2 separate regions of the Mus musculus genome follow, and region 2 is linked to region 1. A link is a loop called in an ENCODE intact Hi-C map of the cell type or tissue named here. Cell type or tissue: heart. All regions are shown on one strand. Links, peaks and the distances in the headings refer to the core of each region. The heading gives the core; the rest is flanking DNA. Region 1 overlaps Gm35456 (a long non-coding RNA gene). Region 2 overlaps Tmem63b (transmembrane protein 63b).

Region 1 (10,294 bases), core at 4,779-7,278:
GTGCTAAATGTTTTAGTTAGGGTTTCTATCGCTGTGAGGAAACACCATGACCTCAACAACTCTTACAAAGGGCAACATTTAACTGGGGTGGCTTACAGTTTTAGAGGCTTAGTCTATTATCGTCCTAGCGGGAAGCATTGCAGCATGAAGGCAGACATGGAGCTGAGAGTTCTGCAGATCTTGATCTGCAGACAGCAGGAGACTGACTTGCACTTCAGTGGACATAGCTTGAGCACAGAAGACCTTAAAGCACCCCACGCCCACCCCAGTTACACACTTCATCCAACAAGGCCATACCCACTCCAATAAGGCCATACCTCCTTTAAAAGAAAAAAGATTTATTTATTTTATGTATATGAGTACACTGTAGCTGTACAAATGGTTGTGAGCCTTCATGTGGTTGTTGGGAATTGAATTTAGAACCTCTGCTTGCTCTAGTTGGCCCCGCTCACTCAGGCACAAAGATTTATTTATTATAAATAAGTACACTGTTGCTGTCTTCAGACACACCAGAAGAGGGCATCAGATCTTATTATGGATGGTTGTGAGCCATCATGTGGTTGCTGGGATTTGAACTCAGGACCTTCGGAAGAGCAGTCAATGCTCTTACCTGCTGAGCCATCTCACCAGCCCAAGGCCATACCTCCTGATAATGCCATTTTCTATGACCAATTATTCAAACACATGAGTCTATGGGGGCCTCATACTGGGTATGTCTATAATTCCAGAGCACAGGAGAATTGAAATACATTTGAAGCCAACCTGGACTACATTGTAAACTTAAGGCTAGCCTGGGCTGCATAACAAGACCCTATCTTAAAAACAAGAACCAAAACAAAAAGCAGGGGGCTGGAGAGATGGCTCAGTAGTCAAGAGCACTGGCTACTCCTCCAGAGGATACAAGTTTGATTCTCGGTGATACAGTGTCTCACAATGTCTGCCACTCCAGCTCTAGGGAATCCAATGCCCCCTTCTGGCCTCCCACGGGTACCAGGCATGCAAGTGGTACACAGACACACATGCATGTGAAACACCCATACATGTTTGGAGAAGAGGTAAGTATGTGGGCAGAGGAGGAGGAAGAGGAGGAGGAGGAGGAGGAGGAGGAGGAGGAGAAGGAGGAGGAGGAAGCTGTACAAGCCAAATGTGGCATGGGAGAGGCGAGGACCAGCTGCCACAAGGGAGGGAGAAGCAGAGGCAGGCTTCTGTGAATTTTCTATTCACCAAAGGAAGATTTTGTTCAGCTGGACTCTGTGACCTTGTGTTGCAGGGACAGAATAGAAAAGGAGGAAGCCAGGGGCATCTTGGGTATGTACTACAGGGTACCCTTAGAGTATTCAATGCCTGGGACAGAGTCATATCCCAGGCTGGCCTTGAACTCACTGTATGCAGGAGGATGCTCTTGAACAGTCCCCTGTCTCTACCTCTTTTGTGGTCTTCATACCATGTTTGGTTTTTGCAATGCTGGGTCTCTGACCCAGGGTTCTGTGTATTCTAATCAAGCACTGTACCAACTGAGCTACATCTCCAGCCAGGGTTTTCTGGGTCTTACACATACTCTGTCCATGGGTGTCACACATGGGTTTGCACTGAACTGCCTGCCTGATTCGAAAGAGCAGGCAGTATGTCCTTTGGTGTCTTTGGTATTTAGCACAAATGCCAGTGCTTGCGTCTCCTACTTGAGTGCAGGTATCTCATTTTTGTCCCCCTGTGGCTTCCCGCAGGGCTGGCAGGGTGGGCATGTAGCACTGACCAAACATTTGCCTGTCAGCCTGGAAATGCTCCATGAGTGTAGGTGTTCCTGCTTCTCTGGCCTCTCTGCTCCTTTATGTCTGCCTTTGGTGTTCACTCGCACACACACACACACACACACACACACACACACACACACACACACCAGCACACACAGTTACAGTGTAAACTCTGACCATCTACTTGTTCATACGTGCGGCACTCACACACACTGCTTCAGTCCAAACTGTTCCTGAAGGCCTTTCCAGGCCCAGGGTGGGCACTGCAGCCACACACTGTTGACCCAGGTCAGTAGTTTGCTTAGTGTTATTGTTCTTAAGTCTTTTTTTCCTTTTCTATTCTTTTTTCAAAAAAAATTATTTATTGTTGTTGCTTGTTTGTTTGTTTGTTTTCGAGACAGGGTTTCTCTGTGTAGCCCTGGCTGTCCTGAGACTCACTCTGTAGACCAGGCTGGCCTTGAACTCAGAGATCTATCTTCCTTTACCCCCACCCCCCACCCCCAGTGCTGGAATTAAAGGTGTAAGCCATCATCACCTGGACCCAAGTCTTCCTGTCTGGTCTGTCTGTCTGTCTGTCTCTCCATCAAGCCCACTTTTAATAGTGAGAATTAGGAATGAACTCCCTGGCCATCAGTAAGAGACTAGGTAAATCGGTCAGATCCTCTTGTCCCATGGACTGCTACGAGGTAGTTCTGAGAGAGGATGGTATAAGCGCAGACAGACATAAGTTCTAAGATGTTCAGCTGAGGGGAATGAACACATCACTTACACACTAGCTACACAGAATAAACACATCATTTATACATTAGCTGCATAGAATGAACACATTACTTACACACTAGCTACATAGAATGAACACATCACTTACACACTAGCTACATAGAATGAAGTAATTAAGTTCACGCAGCAGTGTCTTGGAGCTATAGAAAAGTTCGTCTGTCCATCCGTATGCACATAGAAAGCACAGCACAGTGGTTCCCAAGCTGCTAGCAGGAACTCCGTAGGGAGAGGAGGGCCTGCTCTTAGGGAAGATAGTGCTATCAATAGCATTGTCCTTGCCGGTCTTCGTGTGGTTCTAGAGATGAGACTCTGGGTCTTGCACAGGTTGCATGAGTGCTCTCCTGAGCCACAGACCTAGTCCTTTTTTTTTTTTTTTAAATTAAAATTTTTTGATGATTTATTTATTTTCTGCCTGCATGTATGGCTGTGTGAAGGTGCCAAGTCCCATGGAAGTAAAGCTACAAACAGTTGTGATTGCCACGTGGGTGCTGGGAATGGAACTCAGGACTTCTGGAAGAGCAGCCAGCACTCTTAACCACTGAGCCATCTCTCCAGCCCTTATTTATTTTATTTTAATTTTTAAAGACAGGGTCTCACTATGTAGCCCTGACTGGCTTGAAACTCACCATATAGACCAATCTGATCTCTAGCTCACAGAGATGTGCCTGCCTCTGCTCCCAAGGGCGGGAGTTCACCATGATGTTCTAGTAAATCTTGCAGGAGTTTTTGGTTTTTGAGGTAGGGTCTTGCTATGTGGCTCTGACTGTCCTAGAACTCATGTTGTAGACCAGGTTGGCCTCACAGAAATCTGCCTGCCTTTGCCTTCTGAGTGCTGGGATCAGAGGTGTGCTTAACCTCTTGTTTTATTTTTCTATTTCTCCATTTCTATCTCTCTCTTCTATCTATCTATCTGTCTATCTATCTATCTATCTATCTATCTATCTATCTATCTATCTATCAATCATATATCTATCTTGTTTTTTCAGACAGGGTTTCTATCCGTAGCTTTGGCTGTCTTAGGACTCACTCTGTAGACAAGTCTGGCCTTGAACTCACAGAAATCTGCCTGCCTCTGCCCAGTCCTAGTGCTGGGACTAAAGGTGTGAGTCACCCCCACCCCCACCCCTGGCAAGATCTATTTTTCATTTCTGATGTGTATGTGTGAGCACCTTCATGTGTGTGTGTGAGCACCTTCATGTGTGTCTGTGCACCCTGGTCATGCCTGGTGGCCCTGGAGGCCGGAAGAGGGCCTCAGGTTCTTTGGAACTGGAATGATAAGCAACTTAGAGTTTCCATGTGGTTGCTGGGAATTGAACTTGGGTCCTCTGCAAGAGCAGTAAGTGCTCTTAACTGCTGAGCCATCTTTCAGGCCTCTGAGTACTTTAATTTTTTAAGAAGGAGAATGTATCCTTGTATTATTTATGAACTTACAACCAACTTTTAAAAAGCAATGTTTACACGGGGAGTGGGGGTGTTGAGAGAGAGAGAGAGAGAGAGAGTACAGGATTCTGTAGGAAGTGGTGCGGTGGTCTCCGACAAGCCTGTATTCCAGTCCTGACCTTGACAATGGCCTGCCAGCAACCCTAGGCATGCCCTTTAACTCCCTGAGCCGATACCCACTCATCTGTGAAGTAATCGGCACAGACGATCTTCAAGGGCCATGGTGACCAGAACAAAGATCTAGGTGTTTAATCTACCATACCCATGGTTTCTCTTCCAGCTTTTACCTCCAAAGCATTTGGGCTTTCACTGGGCGACAGTTAGGTTAAGGGCTGTGAGACTGTGTCTGGTTCCAGCCCAGGGCATCTGCAGGAAGCTTAGCTGGGTAAGTTAGAGACAGACCCTGCCGGCAGAAACCAGGAGAGGATGCTACTTACTTCCATGGTATATGTACCGTGGGATTCAGAGAGTCTATCTAGTCTGTCCCCAGACAGAACTAGGAAGCACAGATCCTTGAAAAGCGAACTGTCTGAGGAAGAGCTGCGGGGAGATTCAGAAAGCTGAGGTAACGCTGTAGAAGAGGAAAGGGCTGACTGGACAGGGTTTTGCGGTTGGCTAAGCCTCCTCCCGAGACCTGTGGTGTTCACTGTTCCGCATCGCTTTGGTGAATACTCAACTGCTGGGTACCACTAAGTCTGACAGAGAGCAGGAGTCTGTTTTATACACGTAAGAGGGTCTTCACAGAGGCCGCAGCCAGTGGCTCTGCATCTCCCTAAGTTAAGCCAAGAGGAAAGAAAGAGTGCCAGCGAGGGCCACCCGGGGAGGACAGGGGACCCTTCAAGAATCAGGTAAGTAGAAAAATAGCTGGCCATCTTCTGCAGTTAACGTTAATGAATGTCCTGCAACCCAGGAGTTCTTTGTCTTATTCAAACTGAAAAATGGGGAAGTGTGTGCGTGTGTGCATGTGTGCGTGCATGTGTGTGTGTGAGGATGCTCAGAGTTAGGCTGTTAGTTGGTGCTGGAGGATGCCTGGGTGTCTGTTAGAGATCAGGTATAAATGTGAGGTGCCCACCAGGGACTAAAAATACTCTTAGCAATATGAATAAACCTTAAAAACAAGAGAGGGGGGCTGGAGAGATGGCTCAGCAGGTAAGAGCACTGACTGCTCTTCAGAAGGTCCTAAGTTCAAATCCCAGCAACCACATGGTGGCTCACAACCATCCGTAATGAGATTGGATGCACTTTTCTGGAGTGTCTGAAGACAGCTACAATGTACTTACATATAATAAATAAATAAATCTTAAAAAACAAAAAACAAAACAAAACAAAACAAAAAAACAAGAGGGGGGGGGAGTAAGAACCATGAATGTCCTGTCTTAGTTTCTTTTCCTGTTGATGTGATAAAAGCAATTTAATAAAGAAAAGAGTTTATTTTAGCTCTTCCTTCAAGGTGCGCATAGTAAAGAAGCCGATCGCAGTGAACGGGAGTCGTAATCCTTTGCCTAGGGGGTGAGTCCGCCCACAGCTGAGATTGGTTGGTCTGCTACAGCTAACTTAATTAGCGGCCCATCTCCCAGGTGGTTCTAGATTTTGTCCAGTGGAGAACATGCATGGAACAGGTGTAGTAAAACATGGTTTTAGTCCCCAGCAGCACCCAGGAGGCTGAGGCACAGGCCAAGGCAGGTCAGTCTCTGTGAGTTTATGTCCAGCCTGGTTGGCATAGTGAATTCCAGGCTAGTCAGGTTACATAGTGAAACTCTGTCTTTACAAACAAAGAAAGTACTAAAAAATAGAAAATTAAAAATGCACACACTTGTCTTACAGGAACATATATGTGGTTGTTGTGGATTGGGGTGAGGAATTGAGATAAAATAAGGATGAACAAACTGGTGTAGCAGCTTCAGCAGCCTCCCAGGTGGGAGCGCAGGGCGAGCCGGTAGCCAAATGTCTGTGCACGTTGCGCCCTCTATTGGATATGAGGGCTACCAGCAAGCGGGTCCTGGAACTGGAGTAAGACGTTGGTACCCTGAATTCCCCTAGTGTGTGTGTACCATCACTCCCGTCCTGTTTTCCCAGTAGAGATGCAAAGTGAGGGCCAGAGAGCCAGAACCGGCTGAGGGGGGCGGCTGGGAACAGAGCAGTCTGAGGTAATCTGGCCATCAGAGCTGTGGCTGCTTCTTGTGCAGAGTCTGGAAGGGTTCCACAGCCCACAGCCTGATCCCAGCCTGTTCCAACTGAAGCCTACTTTGGCATCTGGCAAGAGCTCACTTGCCTAGTCCTCTACCACATAAACCCAACACAGTGGAGCATGCCTGTGGTCCCAGAAATTAAGAGGTAGAGACAGGAGATCCTGAGGTTCAAAGTCATCCTTGGCTGGTGAGGGTTATGGTTAGGGTTATGGTTAGGGTTATGGTTAAGGTTAGGGTTAGGGTTACGGTGGACAAAGTGTGGTCTAATGGATTCATCTCATCACACAAAACGGCATGCTGGGTCCTGGGTACCTTAGTGACTTAGGGGAGGGCCCAGACTATTGTGGGTGATGCCACCCCTGGGCAGGTGGTCCTGGGTTCTATCAGAAAGCAGGCTGAGCAAGCCACGAGGAGCAAGCCAGTAAGCAGCATCCCTCCATGGCCTCTGCATCAGCTCCTGCCTCCTGGATCCTGCCCTGCTTGAGTTCCTATCCTGACTTCCCTCAGTGATGGACTATGGTGTGGAAATACGGGCCAAATAAACCTTCTCACCTTGCTTTTGGCCCTGGTGTCCCATCCCAGCCATAGCGATCTTAGCAGGAATCCTAAGTAAGACATTTCTTTCCCCAAAATCTGTCCCCTCACTCCTGCACCTGAGTCTTCTTTCAAAAAAAAATTACACTCTGTGTGTGTGTGTGTGTGTGAGAGAGAGATAGCCCTGATTTATTTATCTATTTATCTATTTATTCGATCAAGCCCATCCTGCCTCGCCTCCCAGTCCCACCTTTATAAGTCCCTTCCCTTTAACCCTTCCCCCTTTTCAGCACAGACTACCTTAACCTGTTTAGGATCTTCCTTGGTTCCCTGCTGCTCCTAGAGGTAATTTAGATGCTAGGGCCTCTGGTTAGAGTTCCTTAAACCCGTGTCTTCCAGACATCTACTGTCAGCAGCTCTGTCAACCTCCCAGCTCCCACCAGACCATACATGTTCCCCACAGTCTTTGCTCACAAGGGATGGTTCTGCTGATTTCCCACGCTTTTTCCCACCCTGGTCAGGCCCCCTCGCTCTTCAGGCCTGGTTCTTGCTGGTGCCTATACAAATGAGACTTCCCTGAAAAGTAGCAGTTCCCCACCCCCCCAGCTCCTGTCACTGCACTGGTTGTTAGGGGCTGAGGTTTCGATGCCATCAGTGGAGGACTTATTTAGCATGCACGTAGCTCCGGGTTCCGTCGTCTGCACCGCATAAACCAGATGTGGGTGCACACCTGGAATCCCAGCACCCCAGGAGATGGAGGCAGAAAGATGACAAGTTGAGGGCCATCCTCTGCTATCTAGCAGGTTTGGGGCCAGCCTGAGATATATGAAGATGCTAGGCCCGGGAATAACTAATGGGGTCAGGGAGATGGTTCATTGGGTGTCTTAGCTTTGTTGCTGTGAAGAGACACCATGACCAAGGCAATGCTTATAAAGGTTGGCTTTTTAATGGGGCTGGCTTGCAGTTTCAGAGGTTCAGTCCATTATCGTCATGGGGAGAAGCATGGCAGCATCCAGGCAGACAAGGTGCTGCAGGAGCTGGCGTTCTCTAGCTTGGTCAGAAGGCAGCCAGGAGGAGACTGTCTCAAACTAGGTGGGGCTTGAGCACTAGGAGACCTTAAGGCTCACCCACACAGCTCCTCCAGTAAGGCCACACCCACTCCAAGGCCACACCTCCTAATATTTCAACTCCTTTGGGCCAAGCGTTCCAACAAGAGTCTATGGCGGCCAAACCCATTCAAACCACCACAGTGGTTGAAGGTGCCAAGGCTGACGACTTGAGTTCCATCCTCTACCATCCACATGGTAGAAGGTGAGAACTGATTCCCAGAAGATCCCCCGCACCTCTCTATGCGTGCTATGGCACGCATTCCCCAATACCTATACACAAGTAAAGAAAAGCAGTTGTCACAAGTATCCCTGGTTTATTTCATGTTGGTGCAGCCAGCCCAGCTCTTGATCTGCATGTGGAGTGACAAGAACCTGTCCTATGGTCTTTGTCCATAGACCTGGAAGGCTCTTTCTTGGCTTGATCACTTGGGTGACTTGATAGCTGTATGTATAGTATCATAAATGATTTGCTGAGCCTTGTTTTTCCCTCCCGCTAACTGGGACAAAGCCCACACTGCATGCCTGAATCCTCCCCGTGGCCTGCAGGGCCAGTCCAGTCTCTCCCTGTTCCTCCTGCCCTATGCTCCAGCCACATGGCTTCCTGACGTCTCCCGGCTTCTTGGCTTCTATGCTGCTCCTTTCTGAGATCTGAGATCCTCCAGCTCTTTTTTTCAGGGTCACTTCTGAGAGGTCCTCTTGCCCACTCTAAATCTGACTGGCTCTGCTTGCTCCCTTGTTCTGTTTAATATCCTCATGGCCAACTGGTCTACCTCTCAGTTGCTGCTCATAAAGCAGGGAGGGGTTCTTGTGAAGTGAATGGACCCCATGTCAGGGCTGACCTTTCTCTCTTGCCTGGGTTGGCCTGTTTCTATAAGCTCCATCACACAGGGGCTGCTTGTCTCCTCGTTCCTGTTTACCTTCTTGGCACTAGGCCCTGGGCCTGGCCCACGGTGGCTCTGAAGCTCCTGTCCCATGTGTACGTGTGTGAACCCACATGAACCCACATGCATGGGGGAGCCCAAGGTTGATGTTGAGAATCGGCCTCCGTCAATCCTTATTCTTTGAGGCAGGCTTTCTCAATCAAATCCAGAGCTCTCTGATATGGCTGACCTTGCTAGACAGCTCTGGGGATCAAGTCCCTTCTTCTGTCTCCCAGGATTGGAATGACACACAGGCTGCCAAGCTCATCTGTCCTTTACGTGAGTTTTCAGGAGATTCGAACTCTGGTCCTCATCTTTATGTGACAAACTTTATCTACTGAGTCACCCGTCTCCAGCCTCACGAAGACAGGATTTTCAGGGGATCCTGACACCTCATTGATGCTCTCAACATCTCCCAATCTAGAATGATCTTGCTAAACCCTAGAGCCTGGAAAGGGCCAGGAGGACACAGTGAAGTCCATAGTCTCTCTCTCTCTTTTTTTTTCAAGACAGGGTTTCTCTGTATAGCCCTGGCTGTCCTGGAACTCACTCTGTAGACCAGGCTGGCCTCGAACTCAGAAATCCACCTGCCTCTGCCTCCCAAGTGCAGGAATTAAAGGCGTGCGTCACCACCGCCCAGCTCCATAGTCTCTCATAAGAGCTCTGTCTTAGTTTGGGTTTTACTGCTGTGAACAGACACCATGACCGAGGCAACTCTTAGGAAAACAACATTTAATTGGGGGTCAGGGATTTATCCCGTGACTTTCTTGCCAGTTAATTTCTTCACTTCTCAGACACAGCAAGGTGTCTCTTAGCAACTTCAGCCAACTGGGAAGAAAACTGAGGCCCAGAAATGCACAGTGATTTGCCGGAGGCCACACAGCAATGGTGGAAATGTCTGGCAGCCAAGGCCAGCGCTTTTGTTTCTCCAGAAGGCCAGGGCATAAAAATAAGAATATGTAAAAACAGCCTGAGCTCCGTCTCCTTGGCAGCGTGGCATTGGCAGACTTTTTGCTCAATTCTGCTTCCCTCAAATGGTTAAGAATGCTGGCTGCTTTGCAGACAGGAGCCTAGCATGGATGTCCTCTGAGAGGCTGCACCCAGAAGCTGACTCAGACAGATGCAGATGTTCACAGCCTAACAGTGGATGGAGCTTGGGAACTCTTATGGAAGAACAGGAGGGATTGAGGGCCCGGAAGGGGATAGGAACTCCACAGGAAGACCAGCGGAGCCAACTAACCTGGACCCTTGGGAGCTCCCAGAATCGGAACCAAAGAACAACCACGGGCTGAACCTAGGCCTCCCCATGCAGATGTGCAGCTTGGTCTTCATGTGGGTCCTGAACAGCTGGATCCCCTAAACATCCCTAAAGCTGCTGCCTGTACTGTGGAATATGTTCTTCTAGCTGGGCTGCCTTGTCTGGCATCAGTGGGAGAGGATGGGTAGGGCATATGGGGAGGGCAGGGGGGCATCCATCCTCTCAGAGGGGAATGAGGGGGGGATGGGAAAAGGATTGGGGGAGGGAGTGACTGGGAGGAGGGACAATGATTGGGATGTAAATTGAATTAAAA
Region 2 (10,294 bases), core at 5,241-7,740, 55 kb before region 1:
GCCACCCTGTCTTGTACTCCCTAGCTTTCAGGCTGTCAATTGTGTGTGGTCTTGGGAAGTACCACAGTGTATAAATCTCAGAAGGCTTAGATAAAAGGTGGCCTCATCTGTGGCTTCTAGGAAGTTGTCATCTATGCTAGGGTGAGACTTTTTCAGCTATGCATTTGTTTTGGGGTCACCCACTGTGCTGACTAGTCTTAGGTCAACTTAACACAAGCTAGAGTTATCTGAAAGGAGGGAACCTCAGTTGAGAAAAATGCCTCCATAAGATCCAGCTGTAGGGTATTTTCTTTAATTAGTGATTGATGGGGGAGGGCCTAGCCCATGGTGGATGGGGCCATCCCTGGGCTGACAGTCCTGGGTTCTATAAGAAAGAAGACTGAGCTAGCCGGTAAGCAGCACCCCTCCATGGCCTCTGCATCCGCTCTTGCCTCCAGGATCCTGCGCTGTTTAAGTTCCTGTCCTGACGTCCTTCAGTGATGAACAGCAATGTGGAAGAGTAAGCCCTTTCTCCCCAGCTTGCTTTCCAGTCATGGCGTTTTCATCAAAGCAATAGTAACCAAGTTACCCATCCATGCTCCTGTGAGGAACTCTTCACATGCAGATAAGGCCAATAAACCCATCAGCTCGACAACTTGGACTTTGGTGGAATCGTACCTCCGTCTCTTGTTGGGGTCTCTCTTACCTGGGATGAGTACACATTTGTCGATGTCATAAATTTGAAAAGTTGATGGCACACATGGCGGGAGGGAGGCAAGCTAAGACAGACAGACAGCCGAGGCCGGCAGAAGTTCAAGCAGACGGCCATGGAAGTATGTTGAAGGACATGACTACACATCAAACTGTCCCCTCCATCAGACTAAACGCCAACCCTAAAGGTGGGGCACAGCCTTCATCGGACTAGGACCCTGTAGGTTTTTGAAAAATTCAGTCGAAGAAGAACCTGGTAGCGCGTTCCTGTAACCTAGCATTTGGGAGGCTGCGGTAGGAGGGTCTTGTCTGTGACATCCATTTACTTATTTGTTTCATTTGTATGTGTGCATGCATGTACCAGAGCATATGTCTGGAGATCAGGTGACACCCTGCAGGTGTGGGTTCTCTCCTTCCACCCTGTGGATCTTGGGGACAGAACACAGGTCATCAGGCTCTGTGGCAAGCACCTCTGCCTGGCTGACGAGGATCCTGTTTCTGAGGCCTAAGCCTCATGGTGAAAGCTAGTCTCTAAATCAAAAAAATTAAGAGTTCTACTCCCTAATCCCCTATGTCTCTTTATTTGTTAATAGATGATGCTTTATTTCAAACACTTCACATACTCTTTGTTGTGGTAAGAACACTGAATATGAATACTGTGTTTTTTGCTTTTGTTTTTTTTTTTTTTTTTGGTTTTCAGACAGGGTCTCATGTAGAGTTAGGCTAGCTTCAAACTCCCTATGTAGCTGAGGAGATCTTGTACTCCAGACCTTTCTGCTTCTGTGTCCTGTGTGCTCAGATGACAAGTCTGTCTTCCCACTAGTTTTATATGGTCCTGGGGACAGAACTCAGGGTCTTATGCATGCAGTACTCTCTCTCTCTCTCTCTACCAACTTAATTACACCCTGATCCCTACTTTCCGTGATTAAAAAGATGTCTTTTTAATTATGTCTATGAGTACTTGAGTGCAAATGCCCACGGAGTGTAGAGGTATTGCATCTCCTGGGAGCTGGAGTTAAGAGGCAGTAGTTAGCCACCCAACACCGGTGCTGGGCACCCAACTTGGGTCCTCTGCAAGGGCGATGTGGGCTCCTAACTGCTGAGCCATCTCTCAGGCCCACTCCCAGTGATTCTTAAAACTATTATTACATTACACTCTGGGAATCAATGGATAGCTGGATCTCCAGAACTCGGAGGAAACTGAGATACTGTCTCAGAAAACTTCAGAGGTTTGGGGTCTCCTTCAAGCCTAAAAACATTCAGGGGTCAAGTTACTAGCCTGTCACAGAAGCTAGGAGGCAGAGAGTCTAGGGGCCTTTGTCCTCAGAGTGGCCTGGCTTCCTCCCCTCTCAGGCTGAGGGTGAGGGTCAGAGCTGGGCCACACTCCTCCTCTGCTGCTGAAGTTAGCCGGCCCCCACCCTGTCCCCACCAGCTTCTCAGCTGCTCTTCCCTGCACTGCTTCCAGCCCATCCCCTCTGGTTGTGAGGTAGCTGGACTCTATTCAAGGGGCTTGCTCTGTTTCTTAGGACCTGATATCTCAGGACTAAGAAGGCTGCTTTTCTAGGCTTGAGAGAGATTTTTCTCCATTTCCTAAGGTTTACCATATCTTTAATGGCCGATGGGCTTTAACACAGAGCCTTCCCCAGACAGCTATGACGGAGGGGTATGGGCCATCCCAACCCACGCCAACACTTCAGTGAAATAAAGGAGAAAAGCCAACTGCTTATTCTTTCCCTAACAGCCTGATAAAGAAATCAGCATTTTACTCTCAGAGCAGCCAGTCTGATAAGAGAGACCCCAGTCTGAGGCCTCAGGGGGACCAGGCCCCATCCCTGCAGGGGAATCTATAGGAGGGACAGGCCCCGTGAGTGCCTTACCTGAGTAGTTCAGCATCCTGAAGGCTATCTATCAGATGAACACCTAGAACAGCTAGCACCTAGCACAGTCCTTGACAGTTGAAGGTTCTTGGGGGGTGGGGGGGAGCGAGGAGCAGAGACCACCCCTCCCCCGCCCAGAACTCTCCAATGCAGGGAGTTTGGGGGTCTTTAGTCAGGGGCAAGGTGGTTTAGCTGTTGCCTGTCTCTCTTTCTCCTTTGGCTCTTTTGCTCTGGCCCATCTGATCTGCCAGAATCCAGGCCTGTCCTTACTGGGACAGGGGGACAAGCACCCAACCGGGGCTGCCATCTGGGGCAAGTCCCTCCCTTTCAATCTATGATTTCTAGAAGTAATTACTTCTATACCCTCAGCCTGCACTTCTATCCTGAAAAGCTTCCTAGTTACAAAAAAGCCGCCATCTCACATCTTCCCTGGTTACAGCTTCACTTCTTACCCACACTTTTTTTTTTTTTTTTGAGAACATGTATCCCAGGCTATCTTCAAACTTGCTCCATAGCTAAGGCCTTGGGCTCCTGGTCCTCCTTGTCTCTACCTTCCAAGTGCTGAGATTATGGACATAAATTACCTCCTCCCCCTCCTCTGCTTCCCCTTCCTCCTGTGTGAGTAGAAACCGATTTGCCAGGGGTACATGTGAGAATCAGAGGACAACTTTTCAGAGCCCGTTCTCTTCTCCCACCGTGGGTCTCAGGGCTTGAACTCACATTTTGACAAATGCTTTTTTTTTTTGGTTTCTCGAGGGCAGGATTTCTCTGTGTAGCCCTGGCTGTCCTGGAGCTCACTCTGTTGACCCCTAGCCCAGAGCCTTTTCCTGATGACCCCTCCTTGACAAAGCAGAAGCTGGGGGTGGCAAATAGGTCCTCCTGGAGGACAGAGAATGGGGTTCCAGGGAGGGACTGCCAACCAGAAGCAAACTCACAGCTTTTGTTTTTATTTTAAATGAAAACAAAAACAAAAACAAAAAACCAACAAACCCAGTGCAAAAACCCCATTTTCCAGTGTCAGCCATGCCCCCCTCCCCCCGGGGTCAACCCCTGGCTCGGGCCTGACTCTTCCCCCACACTGTGCACCCCTCCCTTCTCCTGCATCCCAGAGGGCTGCAGGTTCCAAGTCCCTGGAGGCCCAGATCCAGGGGCAGTGAAGGGGAGGAAAGAGACTGGGTGACAACTCCTGATCTTGCTTTCCCCAGGCCTCCAGCCATGGTTCCAGGTACCCACCTTGGCTCTCATTAACCCTTTCCTGGCCACACTACTGGGTGGTGAGGCTGATCTGGGGGTATTCCCTCCACACCCCTCTTTGCCCCGGGGCCTGCTCGGGGCTGTCCTCACTGAGGTTGGGGGGGCTCCCTCTCTCCCTCCATGGTGGGAGAGAGTGGTGAAATCCCCAGGTTTAAATACCTTAATGAAAGCAGGGGATGGGGTAGGAGGAGGGGGCTTTAGTTCTAATAAATTATTAGCGTTTTTTTTTTTTAGTGTCCGTGAGGGTGGGGGGAGGGGCAGGGCGTGGCCTCCAGGGCCCCTCCCTCCCCTTACTGGTGAATCTCATTCTCTATGAGGCTGTCCTCGCATGACTGGAAGTCTGTGTCCGTGAGGCCATCAGGAGGCATCAGCAACTCCTCGTCTTGGGAGGAGGACGATGGGGGCTCATCGCCTGAGCTCCCAGGAGCCCCATCTCCGTCCCCGTCCCCCTCTGAGTCCTGCAGCACCTGAGCGATGTATTTCTGAAGGGAAAGGAATAGGGGTAAGGTGACTAGCTGTCCATTATGGGTGGGTAGGTGGGAGCAGGTAGGACCTGCCAGCAATGTAGTGGGCAGTGCCCCAGGGTAGGAGTAGTTCTGGCATTCACTGCCGTGAGATCAGGAACAGGCTGGCTTTTGTGGAGGACTACTGGGATTGAGTCTGCAGGTCAAAGCCTTCCCACTGCCCTCCCCCCTGACCCTAGGCTGTGTAGTAAGACACTCACCGCAGATTTGGGGACAGCGCCAGCAGTGGGGGGCCGTCCATTACTTCTGGAGCTCACGGCATCTGTCTCTGTGTGTTCAATCTTAAGGGGTCCATGGTGAGGGGAGGAAATATTCCTGTTTTTAGCCCCGATCGTGCCCCAACACCCTCGCCCCACCTTGGACCTGTATGTCACCCCCACAGAAAACGTTCGCTCTCGGCCGTACTCCACCACTTTTCTCCTGCCCCATACCTTGTAGTTGTGGGCACTGAGGTATTTGAAGTGTCCAAAGCAGACGTGGCAGAGACAGATGACGATGGTGATTACCAGAACAACGAAGGTGAACATAGACGTGGGGGCTAGGAAACCTGGGGTAGGGAGGGACAAAGCGGTTATCGCCTCCTCCACCACGGGGCTCCCGCCGCCTCCTCCAAGGGGCTCACTACCTCTGACTCCTTCATCCCACCCACACAACCTCACTGAGACCCTTGGCATTCTCTACCATGAGGCTCTTCTGTCCCTGACACTGGTCCCAGGCGGGATGGTGGCCCTCACCCGTGCGCATGGTGGAGAAGAAGAGCAACCAGAAGAGGCAGAGGATGGGCGCAGCCACCACCTGGTTCACAGCCCCCGAGTGGATCTTCTTGTCCAGTTTGGCCGGCAAGTAGGCGTAGTAGAGATTGTACCTGTCTACCAGGTGCTTCAGCAGCATGTACATGAGCCCTGGGGAAAGCCAACGGCCCTGACCTCGGAACCAGCGCCCACAGCCCTTGCGTGTGGACCACAGGCTGTACCTGGCCTTGAGATGGCTGAAGGGCTGGTCCCTGCTCCCTGTCCTGCCGGAACTGAAAGCTGCAGCTTCTCCCATGTCAGTCCCTTCACCCCGGCAGCCTCCCCTTCGTCTCCCCTTCCCCCATGACGACCACCAGAGAGCCATTTATTTAGATGAACAAGAAGCCTTTGAAACCCATCTTACTTTTTTTCTACCCCTGTTCCTAAATAGTTGGGTGTAAACTAAAGGGCAGGTTCTACTCCCCAAAGCCAAGGGGGCCTTAAACAAGGGCAAGGAGGTTAGTTTAAGAGTCTGGAGCCTTCAACAGCCACAGAGGGTGGGTAGGGAGTCAGGATGCTACTGGGGGAAGGTAGAGGCTCTACTGAGGGATCATGGTCGACGAGAAACTTAGCTGAACACCTTCTAAGTGGAAGAGAGACCTGCCCAAGTTACATGGCTTGCCTGCATTGGGACATGTCCGAGACCTACCTAGCCCACTCTGGAATCCAAGGGGTTTTCTTGAATTTTGAAATCTGTGTACAAGTGTGGATTTTGGGTACTGGACTGTGTGTATATGTGCCTAATAACTCAGAGGGAGATATGTTCATGTATACCCGAAGAAAGGCCTCAATACCAGGAAATATTGCTGAGGTGGGTGGCCTGACCAGAGACCAGGCATGTCAGGTGGGCCAAACCTTGATAGGACTGCTCTCCCCTTCTCCCCCAAGGCCTGGCCCTAGACTGAGCCAGGAACCAGGCGGGAGGCCCGAGGGGCCGGTCTCCCAGCCGGGGCCCTGTCCAATCAGGGTGGCCTGCCTTACTAGAGTGGAGCGGGTTAGGCCCTGGGTTCCCCCGAGCAGGGCCCAGGTCCCGGCGCGGCGGTGCCTACCGAAGGGCACGATGATGGGGCAGGTGATACTGTAGGTCATGACCACCGTGAAGACGCACATCATCCAAGCGTAGGCTGCGCCAAACTGGAACTCGTAGGCCTGATGCTGGGGGGGACATGGGCAGGAGGGTGGCTCAGGGTGGAGGGGACAGGTTGCAGGGATGCAGGGCAGGCAGGAGGTGGCCAGGAACTCTAGGGCTGGGGATGGAGCCATCGGGAGTGAGGGACCTAATGTGGGGGTAGTGCGGGGACAGCAAAGCAGGTGGGAGGAGGGGGCTGTGGCTGAAAGGGAGGCCAGGCAGGGCAGTGATGGGACATGGGCAGGTGGGGGCAAAAGTTGAGTGAACTAGGGGACAGGTTCTCCAGCGCCCTCTTGTGGAATGAGGGCAGAAGGACCCTAGATCAAGGGAGCTACATCTCTCCCAACTCCAAGTACATAACACTATGCTCTCAGAACTCAAGGACCTCTTAATCACCTATGTCCACCCATCGCTATATATGTGGGAAAGCTGAGGCTTCAGATGGGAACTAATGTCCCTAAGTCCCAGTATCCTTATGCCCACCACCCGAGCCTGACTGTTGCTGTTTCTGGTTAGGCCACCAGAGGGCGCTGTGCGTGTTGCCGCTGCCCTAGGCGGCCATACCCGCTTCACGTTGCGTCTTTCAGCGGCGGAGCGCGCCAGGCAGAGCCGGATCATGTACATGAGTAGGCCTGGGATGCGCAGCAGGTCCATGGCGTTACCGATAAAGGCTGAGGCAATGACGTAGTTCACGAAGAAAGCGCCGTTGTCGGGCAGGAACACACACCTAAGGGCAGCAGGTGCTCCAGCACTGCACCCTTGGGGTGACCTGGTGGCTGTCTGCCCACTGCTAGCATGACAGCACCCCATGCTCTTACCCTCTGTGACCTCCTCTACATGTACACACCCAGCTTAGACGGCCCCCCCAAATACCCGTGCCCTAGTCTTTCCACAGTATGAACCCCAGAATATCAAAATAATAAAGCCAGCCCAGAGACCTACCTAGAGATGGCATGCCCTGAAAAAACGAGTTCAAGGCCACAAAAGGCCACCAGCATGTGCAGCAAATAATTGCTGAGAGCTGAGACTTCCACAGAAAATTTCAATGGCACTCTCAAGAGATCTCCAGGGATGTAAGCCCCAACAAACTGGGTAAGTTTTCCGACTCTCTGGTTTTCCCACAATAGAGAGAGCCTCAGACTCCTTCCTGATCAGCTTTAGAGACCGTCTCAGGTATCTTTGGTGGGTGCGTGCGTGCGTGCGTGCGTGCGTGCGTGCGTGCGTGCGTGTGTGAGTGTGTGTGTGTGTGTACAAGAACCAGCGAGTCCCTAAGTCCAAGATGATTATAGACAACTCCATCAACTCAAGCCCCTGGAGCTTGAGCGTGTAAGAGCCACGGTATGCCTCCCTCCAAGCTAGTCCCTCATCTGCTGCATTAACATCTTGAGCTGTCAATCTAAGATCTCAGTAGATAAAGGTAAGGGTTCTAGTGACCCTCAGGGATGCTCTGGGAGTCCCCAAGTCACCCCCAGATAATGACCAAGTCCCCACTACAAACACCTCCCCTATTTCCTTGGGGAAATTCAAGACTCCTACAGCAGACCTAGAATAAGGGCCCGAGTCTCTCAGAACCCCCACATGTGAGCTCTGAAGACTTAAATCTACCTTCAGCACGCGCTCAGGGGCACTCCTGATCAAGAACCCCAGCCCATTTCATCCTCGTCCATGCCCAACACCCCGGGCTGTCTTTTGGATAACCCAGGAGACTCGTGACGTTAACCCCACCCCTTACAGCCGGAAGCTTGGTGCCATCCACCCTTGTTATTTTCCTTTTTCCCCAAGTGTCCTCCTGGTCACTCACTCAAACCGAATAGCTGCTTCAGCCAGGAATTTCTTGTCAAAGAGCCAGCGGAAGAAGAGGTCTAGGCTGCAGGAAGAAGGATGGGAGCCGGCATGGGGCAGGGCACCTCTGGGGAAGCCCGGGACAGGTCCGTAGCTCTCTTCCACCCCGGCTCCCCTTCTGTCCTGATGCTCACCTGCTCAGCCCCAGCGAGGGCAGAAGCAGCACCATGAAGATGAGAAAGGTGTAGCACTTGTGCATGGTCGTCCTGTTCTCCCCGGAGCTAGGAGGGCAGAACAGAGGCAGAGGTCACAGCAGGCCAGCCCACCCGGGGACAGAGGCTCCTCTGGGTGCTGGAGGCTTCTATAGGGGAGGGGACCGGGCCCAGGGCAGGGAACCTTCAGAACGAAGGGACACGGTGGGTGGAGTGTGGGCAGCTCACCGCGTCCAGTGTGCTTCGAAGAAGGCGGAGTAGTAGACAATGGTGGGGAGCAGGGCCGAGAAGCACCACAGCAGTAGCGTAGGGAAGAACTGGGTGATGATCGGGTTCTGTGGGGAGACAGGAAGTGCCAAGCACTGAGGGACGGACGGGTGGGCGGGTCTAAAAGTTCCCAACACTTGGAGGGCTGGGTGGGGGCCGAAGCTAGGGCTGTGGGAACGACAACTTCTGGGTGTATGATGTTGATGGTGAGCGTCTGCTGCACACCTACTGTGTGCCAAGCACTTGTGCGTGTTCTACATACTAAACCTCGTGACCATGGAACTGGCTCATTTTCCCAATCCGTCGACCGAGGAAGCAGAGACTGGATGGTTTGGCCAGCTAGAGGGCAGTGGGGATTTGGTTTGGGCTGAGGTCTGCATCTTTACTTCTGAGTGCAGATTTCGAAGAAGTATACTCTGATCTGAGCACGGCAGGAGGGCAGAGGAGGCCAAGCGGCAGGCATGGGTGCACCCTACTGCCATCTGGGCGGCCTGGAGACCAGAGGCTCTGAACGTACACACGAACGGCAAGGGGCCAGTTTAAACCTTCCATTTTTAAAAGAAATGAGAAAAAGGAGCTTACCCAAGGTTTTGCACCCTCCTGGTGTGTGTGTGTCTGTGTGTGTGTGTGTGTCTAGGACATGTAAACCCAAGGGCGGCCTTTCCTGAGGACAGGACATGGCGGGTTGGGATAGCAGCCCTTGACCTTAGAAAGCATCCTGGAAGCACCTGGAGCACCCAGAGCTATGTTAGGGATGAGGGGGATGCGCATGGCACATCATGGAGAGCTGGGGGGGGGGGGGGGAGGCGGGCATGGGCCTCACGTTGAGGTACTCCACAGGCTTGGTGACGTTGAACTTGTCCATGGTGGTGATGATGATGGCCGGGGTGGTGAGGAAGAAGAGCAGAATGAAGAGGACCACATTGATGACCAGGCAGCGCAGCCACCAGATGAAGCCTCGGATGGAGAGGTGTTCCCTGGGAAAGTGGGGGAGGGGTCACTTTGAAGACTCTGGACTGACTGGCCTCTGGCAGCATCCACCCTCTCCCCACGCTCCTGGAAACAGCCACACCCTCAGTCTGTAAGAAGCCCCGCCCCAACTCTGTGGCTCACCAATAGATGTTCTGAGGGTCAGGGGCGTAGGTCACGGTCCAGTTGGAGATATGCAGTGCTTCGCTGCAGGAGGAGGCTCTCGGCTCCCCGCGGCAGGTACAGCCCTGGCATTTGCACACGTTGAAGTCCTTTAGGATGCTGGGGGGAACAGGTACTTGTTACTTCAGCCCAGACTGGGGTCCACAGTGGTGAGTACAGGGCCCTGTGAGAGGGAGAGGGCCGAGGGTGGCGGGCAGGATGGGGGTGGGGCGGGGTGCTCACATGGCTGTGATGGTCTCATTGTGGAAGGTGACAAAGGCCATGCCCAGAGGTTTCTCGTTCACTTTCTCCTTCTCCCGCCTGTAGTCTTCCTTCAGCCTCTGCTCCAGCTTTGTGTAGTACTCAATGGCCTCCACCTGCAGACGGCAGGGCGGGGTGGGGTTCTGCTCAGAGCCGGGAGGCACCCACAGCAGCAGCCAGGATCAGCCCATGCTCCTCGAAGCTTTTTCTGCGTATGAGTCACTCTGTCCTTGTTCTAACCTCACAAGGTGGGCACAACGGGGAAGCCAAGAACAGGGTAGCTAGTGAACTTATTAAAAATGAAGGGGCCCGAGAGATGGCTCAGTGGTTAAGAGCACTGGCTGCTCTTCCAGAGGTGCAGAGTTCAATTCCCAGC

The links. Hi-C counts contacts between places; a loop is a spot of excess contacts. Peaks named below come from ENCODE experiments on the same cell type or tissue, not always from the same donor. Only the 100,000 strongest peaks of a DNase experiment are listed, where the experiment ranks them.
Region 2: it touches region 1 in a loop (5-fold over the local background); 32 of 42 quality-filtered maps call a loop at or near these places.

What each region holds. Positions count from the first base shown.
Region 1 is chr17:45,712,558-45,722,851 of GRCm38, forward strand. The region is part of intron 3 of Gm35456 (a long non-coding RNA gene); the gene reads right to left. Among named protein-coding and RNA genes, the nearest start is that of Gm35456, 9.2 kb to the right of the region's middle. In heart, for the core only: a CTCF peak has its summit at 5,946 (motif pointing left); a DNase peak (open chromatin) is centred at 5,964; H3K27me3 peaks cover 232 bases.
Region 2 is chr17:45,656,678-45,666,971 of GRCm38, forward strand. Tmem63b (transmembrane protein 63b) reads right to left here. Exons shown (of 24, transcript NM_198167.3): 13 at 9,901-10,034; 14 at 9,640-9,777; 15 at 9,350-9,503; 16 at 8,488-8,594; 17 at 8,242-8,328; 18 at 8,067-8,132; 19 at 6,830-6,992; 20 at 6,186-6,291; 21 at 5,080-5,247; 22 at 4,777-4,892; 23 at 4,546-4,626; 24 at 3,500-4,303. The coding sequence ends at 4,112. It overlaps Capn11 (calpain 11), which reads right to left and starts at 2,632. Exons shown (of 22, transcript NM_001013767.2): 1 at 2,568-2,632. The coding sequence starts at 2,583. In heart, for the core only: a CTCF peak has its summit at 6,766 (motif pointing right); DNase peaks (open chromatin) are centred at 6,254, 6,520 and 6,884; H3K4me3 peaks cover 438 bases; H3K27ac peaks cover 275 bases.